3 separate regions of the Homo sapiens genome follow, and all the other regions are linked to region 1. A link is a contact called in ENCODE Hi-C or POLR2A ChIA-PET data. All regions are on one chromosome and are shown on one strand. Each heading gives the region's core, a stretch centred on a gene start or an enhancer-like site at or near the end of the contact. The rest is flanking DNA. Distances are from core to core; before and after follow the strand shown. Region 1 holds the start of KIF11 (kinesin family member 11). Region 2 overlaps CPEB3 (cytoplasmic polyadenylation element binding protein 3). Region 3 overlaps CPEB3 (cytoplasmic polyadenylation element binding protein 3).

What was found. Hi-C counts contacts between places; a loop is a spot of excess contacts on that map. ChIA-PET counts read pairs that join two places held with the same protein, here RNA polymerase II (POLR2A). Pooled maps may share reads with other maps.
Region 2: a pooled map shows a loop between it and region 1 (17-fold over the local background). The contact joins the enhancer-like site here to the promoter of KIF11 in region 1. A Hi-C loop is called at or near these places in 2 of 37 single-sample maps with no recorded cell type and 5 of 50 pooled maps. POLR2A ChIA-PET finds 5 or more read pairs at or near these places in 1 of 52 experiments (OCI-LY7).
Region 3: a loop to region 1 is called in a pooled map, with 5 times the contacts of the local background. The contact joins the enhancer-like site here to the promoter of KIF11 in region 1. A Hi-C loop is called at or near these places in 1 of 37 single-sample maps with no recorded cell type and 7 of 50 pooled maps. POLR2A ChIA-PET finds 5 or more read pairs at or near these places in 2 of 52 experiments (CD8-positive, alpha-beta memory T cell and H1).

The regions. Positions count from the first base shown.
Region 1 is chr10:92,591,295-92,595,482 of GRCh38, forward strand. KIF11 (kinesin family member 11) reads left to right here and starts at 1,836. Exons shown (of 22, transcript NM_004523.4): 1 at 1,836-2,158. The coding sequence starts at 2,082. RefSeq lists enhancers at 551-640, 1,451-1,640, 1,671-1,720, 1,822-2,573 and silencers at 2,041-2,090, 2,171-2,240.
Region 2 is chr10:92,139,691-92,143,878 of GRCh38, forward strand. It overlaps CPEB3 (cytoplasmic polyadenylation element binding protein 3), which reads right to left. Exons shown (of 10, transcript NM_014912.5): 6 at 3,339-3,428. Among named protein-coding and RNA genes, the nearest start is that of CPEB3, 150 kb to the right of the region's middle. Within about 2 kb of position 2,446, at least 7 of the 41 ENCODE cell types and tissues checked have a DNase peak (open chromatin) inside an H3K27ac peak, as active enhancers do; they include OCI-LY7, where a contact is called at or near this core.
Region 3 is chr10:92,209,367-92,213,554 of GRCh38, forward strand. The region is part of intron 2 of CPEB3 (cytoplasmic polyadenylation element binding protein 3); the gene reads right to left. Among named protein-coding and RNA genes, the nearest start is that of CPEB3, 80 kb to the right of the region's middle. RefSeq lists an enhancer at 1,966-2,135. Within about 2 kb of position 2,070, at least 7 of the 41 ENCODE cell types and tissues checked have a DNase peak (open chromatin) inside an H3K27ac peak, as active enhancers do.

The sequences.
Region 1 (4,188 bases), core at 586-3,085:
CTGTCCGCTTTCTTTTAAGTACCCACCTTAGCTAAAAAAAATCAAATGTTTAGCCAACCGGGATTAGTTTAGATTATACGACCCGACCCCAGCCAATGGGAAAAAGATACAGGGGCAGGACTTGCGTCAAAAATAGACTCCTGCCCCTTTGTTCAGGTGTGCTCTCAAGGCGACTGGCCAAAAAGGCACCCCTCTGCGCAAAAATAAAATTGCTTTGCTAAAAATCCTTTGTTCAAGTGTTCAATTTCCTTAAGATTTTAAAAGTTATTCATAACAATAGGCTCCTGTTTCAGTATTTCCTGGTGCGGCGTACCACACCTACAGCGGTCGAGTCACGCCAGGCACTGCCAAGACGCCGAAAAGTTCTCCCGCAGCAGGCCGGAGGTGACCGACGGCGCGCAGGCCCCAGCGAGCGCTGCATGCTGGGATCCGTAGGCCGGGGCGGCGGATGTTTGCGCAGCTTCCTTGAGATGCCACCGCCCGCTGCGCCGCGCAGAAACGGGGAGCGCAGCGCACCCGCGGCCTGCGTCACTCGGTCAGTGCAGTCGTTCTAAAATCGAGGCGGACCCTGCTTTCTTGCCTGGAGTCACTTAGAGATGATGACTAAAGGATAAATTCAGAGTCCTCCAAATGGCGTCCAGTGTCCATTTCATCACGATTTGGAACCTGTAGTAGCCTTATCGCTTAACACTTCCTAATTATTATTATTATTATTTTCTTTTTGAGAAAGGGCATTGCTCTGTCGCCTATGCTGGAGTAATCCAGCGACATAATCCCGGCTCACTGCAGCCTCTATCTCCCGTGTTCAGCGATCCTTCTTCCTCAGCATCCCGAGTAGATGGGACCAAAAGGCACGCATCACCACACCAGGCTATTTTTTCCCCTCTATTTTTTGTTGAGACCCGTTGGGAGGCGCGGGGAGGGGGGTCTCCCTATGTCGCCCAGACTGGTCTCAAACTCCTGGAACTTAAGTTATCGTCCTACCTCGGCCCGTTAAAGTGTTGGGATTACAGGCCTGAGCCACCGGGCCCCAACATTAATTATTCTTCAAGCCTATTCTGGACCGGGCGCGGTGGCTCACGCCTGTAATCCCAGCACTTTGGGAGGCCGAGGCGGGTGGATCATCTGAGGTCAGGAGTTCGAGACCAGCCTGGCCAACATGGTGAAACCACATCTCTACTGAAAATACAAATATTAGCCGGGCGTGGTGGCACGCACCTGTAATCCCAGCTACTCGGGGGCTGAAGCAGCAGAATCGCTTGAACCTGCGAGGCGGAGGTTGCAATGAGCCGAGATCGCGCCACTGCACTCCAGCCTGGGTGACAAGAGCAAGACTCCGTCTCTCACACACACACACACACACACACACACACAAAGACTATTCTGGTCTCTGCCTCCGGGATGGCGGCTCGCTTTGGACCTCTCTTCTGTGCTTCTACTGCCCTCTCTTACAATTCTCTAATAATTATAATCATGGCGAGTGCTTACCATATATTCCAATCTATTTACTTCCACAAGCTCATTAATTCTCACCCTAACCCTCTGAGATGGTTACTATTATTTCCTCTCTGCAGCTGAGGGAATTTTGGGCTAGGGACGTTATGTAAGTTGAGCCACGCTACGCTAAAAGTTCCACACTCAATTCTAGCGTCTCGGCTCTGGACTACCAAGTTCCGGAGCAAGCAGACAGACCACCTCTTTACGTTCCCGTAGGCCACGCTCCGGGGGCGGGGCTCCAGTGAGGATACTGCATCCCATGGTGCCTTGCGCGCCAGCGCAGCCATTGGTCCGGCTACTCTGTCTCTTTTTCAAATTGAGGCGCCGAGTCGTTGCTTAGTTTCTGGGGATTCGGGCGGAGACGAGATTAGTGATTTGGCGGCTCCGACTGGCGCGGGACAAACGCCACGGCCAGAGTACCGGGTAGAGAGCGGGGACGCCGACCTGCGTGCGTCGGTCCTCCAGGCCACGCCAGCGCCCGAGAGGGACCAGGGAGACTCCGGCCCCTGTCGGCCGCCAAGCCCCTCCGCCCCTCACAGCGCCCAGGTCCGCGGCCGGGCCTTGATTTTTTGGCGGGGACCGTCATGGCGTCGCAGCCAAATTCGTCTGCGAAGAAGAAAGAGGAGAAGGGGAAGAACATCCAGGTGGTGGTGAGATGCAGGTAGGGAGAGGGCTGACAGGATTCCGAGCGCTGCGGCTTCGCTGCTGGGCCCCCTACTGCGCGGTCCAGGGAGAGGGATTTTATTTGCATTTCCTGAGGGTCCCAGTTTCTTGGTTCTCCGCGTTCTGTTCAATAAAAATGACACCCGGTTGCTGTGTGTATGTGGTTTTTAGGAGAAAATAACATGTTTGATTTGATCACTGTTCCATACTGAAAAGTGCGTTCTTATGTTTAAACTATAGTCAATAAAGATGTAGGTGTCACTTTTATATGCTACTTCATGTAGTTTGTCAGTTTGGAAGTAAGACTGAATACCTATTTTGCAGATGGTTAAGCACTTACGTTGGTATTATTACCTCTAAAAAGCAATCAATCACTGTTCTCTTTATTCTAGATGCAATATTTTCTGCATCCCTACTAAACAAGTAAACATCTCTGTCTTTAAACATTAAAAATTAATAAAGTGAGTTTATGTTTTTTAAAAGATCAAGACAAGTTAAGCTAGTGTAAATTTCTGATTGTGCTGCAGTTTTCCCTTTCATCTGCGTGTTTGTTCATAGACCAAACTAAACGGATATTTCGAGATAAAGGGATGTGGAGGGGTGTTCGGCCCTCCCCTGACTGGTTTCCAAATAACTTCCCAATTTTAAAATAAGCTAGAAACTGCTGCTTAGTTAGAATTGATTTATTCAACTTTTTAGAGGCTCTCCACAGTTTACTGAGTATGTGTGTTTTGTGTGTCCGTTTTTGTGGCTGTTAACAGTTGCTGTTGCAACTTTTCTGTAAACCCCAAAGTATTCTAAAATTAAAAGGTTATTTTTTAGAAAAACTTGTATCAACAAACTTTCTTAGGCTATTGTTTACTCAGCCCTGGTAACTTGAATTGTGGATATCGAAGGTGATGACTAGGTTTCTAAACAAGGTGTCAGAGAGGAAATTGGGTGGCAATCTTAAGTCTAGCCAGTGACACTTACTAGTTGTTGTACTCTGGGGCTTCTGTTAGTAGTTAGTTGTTTGAAGATTTTTATTTAAAAATGCAGTGCATATAACAAGTGCAAATTTTAAAATTATTTTGGTTGTTTAATAAAACCAGGCAATATTACCTTTTCCGTATGCATTTATTTAATTTCTTTTTTAATGTTAGTTACAAAATATTTCAGACTTACAAAAAGTTATTAAGAACAATGTAATAAACATTTGTATATTCATCACCCAGATTAAGAAACAAAACAATCATTGCTGGAGCCCCCCTTTTCCCTCTCCATCCCTTTTCCTCCAGCCACTGTTAACCATTATCTTGAACTTGATGTTTATGATCCGTATACATTTCAAGTCTTAGAAGAGATTTACTTTATCACCAATGAATAGAATAGTTCTTTGCTTGTGTCTAATATTTACAATAATTTTTGTGTAAAGAGATTTTTTTTTTCAGATTAGCCTTTTTCTTTCAAATAGCCTTCCTGGTGCGTCTGTCATTAAGCATTAAGCTTTAGTAAATAGGCAACTTATGAGTTGCGAGGTCCTCAGGGGTTGGTAAGCCTTTTCTGTAAAGGGCCCAGAGAAATAAATATTTATTTTATTTAAATACTTTAGGCTTTGCAGATCACATGTGGTTTATCAGTTTTTTTTGAGACGGAGTCTCGCTCTCTTAGGCCGTAGTGCAGTGGTGCAATCTCAGCTCACTGCAACCTCCGCCTCCCGGATTCAAGCAATTTTCCCACTTCAGCCTCTCAGGTAGCTGGGATTACAGGCGCACACCGCCATGCCTGGCTAATTTTTGTATTTTTAGTAGAGATGGGGTTTCACCATGTTGGCCAGGCTGGTCTCGAACTCCTGACCTCAGAGAATCCACCCACCTTGGCCTCCCAAAGTGCTGGGATTATAGGCGTGAGCTACTGTACCCCTTTACATGTGGTTTCTGTCACATTATTTTCTGATCTTTTTTTTTTTAAGAACACTTTAAAACTGTAAAAATCATTCTTAAATCTGTCAGGGCAGGGGCCAGGTTTGACCCACAGGTTAAAGTTTAC
Region 2 (4,188 bases), core at 1,196-3,695, 450 kb before region 1:
GAATGTTTATAACACAAAGAAATGATAAATGCTTGAGGTGATGAATACCCCATTTACCCTGATGTGATTATTACATACTGTATGCCTATATCAAAATATCTCAGCTGGGCATGGTGGCTCACACCTGTAATCCCAGCACTTTGGGAGGCCAAGGCAGGAGGATCATGAGGTCAGGAGTTCAAGACCAGCCTGGCCAATATGGTGAAAACCTGTCTCTACTAAAATTACAAAAATTAGCCGGGTATGGTGGCACAAGCCTGTAGTCCCAGCTACTCAGGAGGCTGAGGCAGGAGAATTGCTTGAACCCGGGAGGTGGAGGTTGCAGAAGCCGAGATCACACCATTGCACTCCAGCCTGGGCAACAGAGTGAGACTCTGTCTCAAAAAAAAAAAAAAAAATCAAGCTACCAATGACTTTCTTCACAGAATTGGAAAAAACTACTTTAAAGTTCATATGGAACCAAAAAAGAGCCCACATCGCCAAGTCAATCCAAAGCCAAAAGAACAAAGCTGGAGGCATCACACTACCTGACTTCAAACTATACTACAAGGCTACAGTAACCAAAACAGCATGGTACTGGGACCAAAACAGAGATATAGATCAATGGAACAGAACAGAGGCCTCAGAAATAATGCCGCATATCTACAACTATCTGATCTTACAAACCTGACAAAAACAAGCAAGGGGGAAAGGATTCCCTATTTAATAAATGGTGCTGGGAAAACTGGCTAGCCATATGTAGAAAGCTGAAACTGGATCCCTTCCTTACACCTTATACAAAAATTAATTCAAGATGGATTAAAGACTTAAACATCAGACCTAAAACCATAAAAACCCTAGAAGAAAACCTAGGCATTACCATTCAGGACATAGGCATGGGCAAGGACTTCATGTCTAAAACAGCAAAAGCAATGGCAACAAAAGCCAAAATTGACAAATGGGATCTAATTAAACTAAAGAGCTTCTGCACAGCAAAAGAAACTACCATCAGAGTGAACAGGCAACCTACAAAATGGGAGAAAATTTTTGCAACCTACTCATCTGACAAAGGGCTAATATCCAGAATCTACAATGAACTCAAACAAATTTACAAGAAAAAAACAAACAACCCCATCAAAAAGTGGGCGAAGGACATGAACAGACACTTCTCAAAAGAAGACATTTATGCAGCCAAAAAACACATGAAAAAATGCTCACCATCACTGGCCATCAGAGAAATGCAAATCAAAACCACAATGAGATACCATCTCACACCAGTTAGAATGGCAATCATTAAAAAGTCAGGAAACAACAGGTGCTGGAGAGGATGTGGAGAAATAGGAACACTTTTACACTGTTGGTGGGACTGTAAACTAGTTCAACCATTGTGGAAGTCAGTGTGGCGATTCCTCAGGGATCTAGAACTAGAAATACCATTTGACCCAGCCATCCCATTACTGGGTATATACCCAAAGGACTATAAATCATGCTGCTATAAAGACACATGCACACGTATGTTTATTGCGGCACTATTCACAATAGCAAAGACTTGGAACCAACCCAAATGTCCGACAATGATAGACTGGATTAAGAAAATGTGGCACATATACACCATGGAATACTATGCAGCCATAAAAAAGGATGAGTTCATGTCCTTTGTAGGGACATGGATGAAATTGGAAATCATCATTCTCAGCAAACTATCACAAGGACAAAAAACCAAACACTGCATGTTCTCACTCATAGGTGGGAATTGAACAATGAGAACACATGGACACAGGAAGGGGAACATCACACTCTGGGGACTGTTGTGGGGTGGGGGGATGGGGGAGGGATAGCATTAGGAGATATACCTATTGCTAAATGATGAGTTAATGGGTGCAGCACACCAGCATGGCACATGTATACATATGTAACTAACCTGCACATTGTGCACATGTACCCTAAAACTTAAAGTATAATAATAATAAAAAATAATAATAATAGTTATTGAAATAAAAATAATAACTGGAATTATTCATATGGTTATAATAAATAATTGATAAGAAAACATACCAAAAAAAAAAAGGCCGGGCATGGTGGCTCACGCCTGTAATCCCAGCACTTTGGGAGGCCAAGGCAGGCGGATCACGAGGTCAGGAGAGCGAGACCATCCTGGCTAACACGGTGAAACCCTGTCTCTACTAAAAATACAAAAAATGAGCCGGGCGTGGCGGCAGGAGCCTGTAGTCCCAGCTACTCGGGAGGCTGAGGCAGGAGAATGGCGTGAATCCAGGAGGCGGAGCTTGCAGTGAGCCGAGATCACGCCACTGCACTCCAGCCTGGGCGACAGAGTGAGACTCCGTCTCAAAAAAAAAAACAAATAAAAACAAAAAAAAAAAAAACAAAGAACAAGCAACAGCCCTCTATATTAACTTATTTTTGTGGGTTATGAAGAGAGTGAGAATTGGAGAAGTACAACTGACAATGAAACCTAACAAACCGGACATAAAAGGAAGCCACTTGCCTTCCTCAGGTTAAGCTATAATTTGATTCATTTATGAGGCACAGGAAGGACAAGTATTTTCACTTCATCTTTTTGTGCTGAGTAATATTACACAATAATACGTATCAAAAAGCCATTTTTCTGAAATGAAATGTATCCTTGAAGCATATCTACAGAATGTAACACAAACAAAACCTTTAACCCAAAACATTCTTCTATATAAATCTAGGAACACACCCAAATGAATATCACCAGTAAAGTTCCCTAGATTCTGCAGAAATGACAAACTATGAACAAAGCAATATATTTTCATGCACTCATAAATTATCAAATGAGCCTCCCCAAAAATCAGGGAAGCAAGGTCATATGGAGTGTCTTTTGCTAGTTTGCCCTCTGCTCCCAAACAGGCTAAGTCACTTAATATACAGATGTGGATAAAGATAATTTTGTACAATGCCATTCTTTAGCCACTAGGTTTCCCAGGTTTGGGGTTTACAAGATCTATAAAACCACAGGGCTATGGAATACAAATAAAATCTGACCCTAAATAATCTTTTCCTTTACCATTGCTGACATTCCTCAAAACCCTAGATCTTTCCTTTCAAAATAATGAAAATTAGCAGGAGGCTCATCCACAACAGACTTCCAGGGTCTCACTGTCAATAAAATCGGTGCCATGAAACAATCAGTGTGCTTCAGGGGAAGAGTCTCTAAGTGGAAACATAATACACAAAAGGATGATCAACATTAAAATGTTTTCCTAATTGGGGGAAAAAATTCAACAGCTATTTCAAGAGTTAAAAGGCTGCCTTTTATTGAACTGTCATGCTATCTCTCCAACAGGCAAGCAGTGGAAACATTTTAAGAGCATTACCTTTAGGAGGAAAATAAGACTTGCTTTCAGCTTTGTGAGGCCAGTCTACTACGAGAGGTCCAAACCTGCGAAAGCTGGCAGTGATCTCATCTACAAAACAAAGAAAGAATCTTAGCAAAAGAGAAAAAAATATTGCAATCAGAAAACCAGAAGAGCACAAAACATGTCTTTTTAGTTTAAAAAAATGTTTTGAGGGTTGTTTTCTATAGCATCTTTACGGAAGTGAAACCTACTAAGTGAAATACCATTGCTTGGGTGTACATTTGGTTATTCACTTTTAATCATGCAAAGTGTGTTTCTAACTATAATTCATTTCCTTTCACTGCCAATAAACTTGACATAAAGAATTTGGAAGAAAAGTATCTCATATTAAACTAAGGTGACTTCTATGTCAAATAGAAAGATTCTAAAAATAGGAATGTTCTCTGATTTTAGTAAGAAAGTAAGGTACAGAAAATATTTAAAATATGGTTTCACTTGTAGGAACCTCTAAGATTATTTAAGAAATAGATACGATTCTTTTGGTAAGGAGTAGGGGCAATAAGTAGGTAATTCTATTGGGTGATAAGAAAATGTTGATGGCCAATGTTCTCTTTAATAACTACATATTACGTACCCTATATAGAAAATATATCAAAAATTATAGATCAATACATTTATATTTTCCCTCTGACATATGACTCAAAGCAGAGGTTATAACCTGGCTCCTACTCAGGTTTAGGGTACCACTCTCTCAGCCATGATCTTAAAAATTGTCTTGAAGATAATCTAATCAATAGATGAGATTAACATGAATACAAGAACAATTTGGAGGAAAATAAGCATTCAGCTATGTATAACTTTAATGTAG
Region 3 (4,188 bases), core at 820-3,319, 380 kb before region 1:
ATACAAAAATTAGCTGGGCGTGGTGGCACATGCCTGTAATCCCACCTACTTGGGAGGCTGAGGCATGAGAATCGCTTGAACCCAGGAGGGAGAGGTTGCAGTGAGCCAAGATCGTGCCATTGCACTCCAGCCTGGGCAACAAGAGACAGAAACTCTGTGTCAAAAAACAAAAAAACAAACAAAAAAGACTTTTTAGAGGCCGAAACAATAAGCAAGAAGACTGGTAGTATGATTATCTTCCTTCAATGAGACTATCAGGTATATACAATATTCCAAATGCAAGGACTCAAAAGTGGAATTTCAGCAGCTCACGCTTGTAATCCCAGCACTTTGGGAGGCAGACAGGCAGATCACAATATGAGGAGTTCAAAACCAGCCTGGCCAACACAGTGAAACCCCATCTCAACTAAAAATACAAAAATTAGCTGGGCGTGGTAGCAGGCGCCTGTAATCCCAGCTACTCAGGAGGCTGAGGCAGGAGAATCACTTGTACCCGAGAGGCGGAGGCTGCAGTGAGCCAAGCTGAGATCTTGCCACTGCATTCCAGCCTGGGCGACAGAGCTAGGCTCTGTCTCAAAAAAAAAAAAAAAAAAAAAAGTGGAATTTCAAGGAACAATTTCAGGAAGGAAAAAGGAGAGAGAAGCCAAGAAGAAATGAAAAGGAAAAAGCAGACAGAACTCACTATTTATATAATTATATACCCAAAATAATCAGTCTTTCATTGGGATGACCTGTAGTAGCCAGAATTATAATGCTCTGCCGCTCTGCAGTTAGATAAAAATAAAAAGATTTAAATCACAGCACACTGTAAGCACTCAAATTTCAATAGAATTGAATAAGTTATTTAATCTCCCTGTGTATGAGTTTCCTCATTTGAGAAATGTGGATAACAATAATGCCTACCTCACCTGGATGCTATAAAGATACAAATGAAGGTGGTCATCAACTATGGTATGGAAGCAGAAGGGACCTCAATTCTGTCTTCATGAAGGAGTAATAATGAACCAAAGTAAAATCAGGCATGATTTACAGGCAGCAAACTATGAAACTGTGAAAAAGGAAAGTGGCAAATATATTCCATTCAACTAAGTGGAACTGAATGTGTATAAAAAATTAATAGCAATTATTTTGAAATAATGCAGGATAGGAAAGTTGCTGGAAACCAAAAGAAAGGAAGAAAAATATAAACATACACGCACACATACACACTTTAAGGGGTAATACATAAACTATTGAACAATCTGTAGTCTCTTGGAAAAACTGAGGGTATAATTCAATTCCAATGGATATATGATGACTTTAACAACTACTCTTCATTTGAATAATGTTATAATTGTGTTGATAACATCTATACTAAATAAAAACAATTTCATTTAAAGCTATAAATATGGCCAGGCGTGGTGGCTCATGCCTGTAATCCCAGCACTTTGGGAGGCCAAGGCGGGCGGATTACTTGAGGTCAGGAGTTCGAGACCAGCCTGGCCAAGATGATGAAACCCAGTCTGTATAAAAATACAAAAATTAGCCAGGCGTGGTGGCACATGCCTGTAATCCCACTACTCAGGAGGCTGAGGCAGGAGAATCGCTTGAGCCTGGTACATATATAAATACAGGCAGAGGTTGCAGTGAGCTGAGATCACATCACTGCACTCCAGCCTGGGCAACAGAGTGAGACTCCATCTCAAAAAATAAATCAATAAATAAAAGCTATAAACATGAAAGCTCAAAGAAAATACCATGAAATATCTTATAAGTGAGAATATATGTAAAATGCTTTTGTCAGCTATAAAGAAAGCACCACATAAAATAAAAACTGGTGGAACAATATAAGCATTCAGCCACTTTTAGACAATTTTTGTTTAGAAAATTTGATGAAACAATACCTACTGGAAGTGAAGGCTTAGTCTGGTAGATAATTTATCAAGTATCCAAGAAAACTCTTACATTGTCTTTGTAAATTATAGATTATATCTCTGTATATGTGTATTAATAATGGCATGCTAATGGAAGATCACAGATTTATGCATGAAAGTGAGAAATGAAACAGAAACCACATAGAAACAGAAACTATGACTCAGAACAGATAAACTGTGCCAAATCATGACACGGAACACAAACTATCTAAGCTCAAATTGTTTTAAACAACAGCTCATTCAAACATATATCATAATTTTTTTTTTTTTTTTTTGAGACAGAGTCTCGCTCTGTTGCCCAGGCTGGCGTGCAGTGGCGCGATCTTGGCTCACTGCAACCTCTGCCTCTCAGGTTCAAGCAATTCTCCTGCCTCAGCCTCCCAAGTAGCTGGGATTACAGGAGCCCGCCACCACACCAGGTTAATTTTTTTGTGTGTATTTTTAGTAGAGACCGGGTTTCACTATGTTGGCTAGGCTGGTTTTGAACTCCTGACCTCAAGTGATCCGCCCACCTCAGCCTCCCAAAGTGCTAGAATTATGGGCATGAGCCACTGCGCCCAGCTCAAACATATATGTTCTAAGATCATATATCTTTTTCTTTTTTTGAGACGGAGTTTCACTTTGTTGCCCAGGCTGGAGTGCAGTGGTGCCATCTCGACTCACTGCAACCTCCACCTCCAGGGTTCAAGCAATTCTCCTGCCTCAGCCTTCCAAGAAGCTGGGATTACAGGCACCCGCCACCACTCCTGGTTAATTTTTTATTTTTATTTTTTGTACTTTTAGTAGAGACGGGGTTTCACTATGTTGGCCAGGCTGGTTTTGAACTCCTGACCTCAAGTGATGTGCTCACCTTGGCCTCCCAAAGTGCCAGGATTATAGGCAGGAGCCACCGTGCCCAGCTCCAACATATATGTTTTAAGACAATAAATTCTTTTTTTTTTTTTTTTTTGAGATGGAGTTTCACTCTTGTTGCCCAGGCAACAAGACAGTGGTACAACAAGACAGTGTACAACAAGACAGTTGTACAGTGGTGCAACTTCAGCTCACTGCAACCTCCACTTCCCAGGTTCAACCAATTCTCCTGCCTCAGCCTCCCAAGTAGCTGGGATTACAGGCACTCACCACTGCCCAGCTAATTTTTGTGTTTTTAATAGAGATGGGGTTTCACCATGTTGGCCAGGCTGGTCTCAAACTCCTGACCTCAGGTGATCCACTCACCTCGGTCTCCCAAAGTGCTGGGATTACAGGTGTGAGCCACTTTGCCCAGCCTAAAACAATATATCCTCATTGTCCAATATAGTAGCCACTAACCACATGTGGCTATTGAGCACTTGAAATGTCGCTAGAATAAACTGAGATGTGCTGTATTTGTAAAGTACCCACCGGATTTCAAAGACTTAGTACAAAAAAAAGTAAAACATCTCATTAATAATTTTTGTATTGATCATGTGTTGAAATAACATTTCACATATAGAGGTTAAATAAAATATATTAGTAAAATTAATTTCAGCCAAGCATGGTGGCTCACACCTATAATCCCAGCACTTTGGGAGGCCAAGGTGAGATGATCACTTAAAGCCAGAAGTTCCAGACCAGCCTGGGCAACATAGCAAGACCCCATCTCTACAAAAAATAAATAAAATTTAAAAAATTTCAAGTGTTTCTTTTTACTTTTCAAATGTGCCACTAGAAAATTTAAAATGATCTATGTAGCTTGCAGTCTATTTCTTTGGACAGCACTGCTATAGACAGAGTTCATGGTAACTCTGCTTAAATTCCTGCATTCCGAAGTTTCAGCAACTAGGCCAGTTTATACATTTTACCAATCCCCACCCAAATCTTGTTTACTTCTGCCCTAAAACCACATTATGAGTAACCCCAGGCCCCAAAACCTTATTAAGTACCCTAACTTCTCCCATCCTAAGACACTCCTTCTTCTAAGATACTCCTGAGGCTCTGTCAAGGTAGTGCTTGCTCAGCAAGTTTAGGAAACTCAGTTTCATATAATTAACAGATTTCCCTAGTGGTGTTTACATGGGGCTTTAACAAAAGTCAATGAATAAGAATTGTAAAGTGAAATAAGTTGTGTTGGAGATTCATTAAGTTTAACAAACAGAAACAATGATGATCGGTTTGAAAAGGGTAATTTATAAATAAGTTGTTCTGTCTAATGATTTAAATTACCAAAATTAAAATCCATACTTGTAGCAATCTACCTTATTTCGGTTCCTGGAATGGTAGAGTAGGAGAACATAAGATTAATGTAGAAACAACA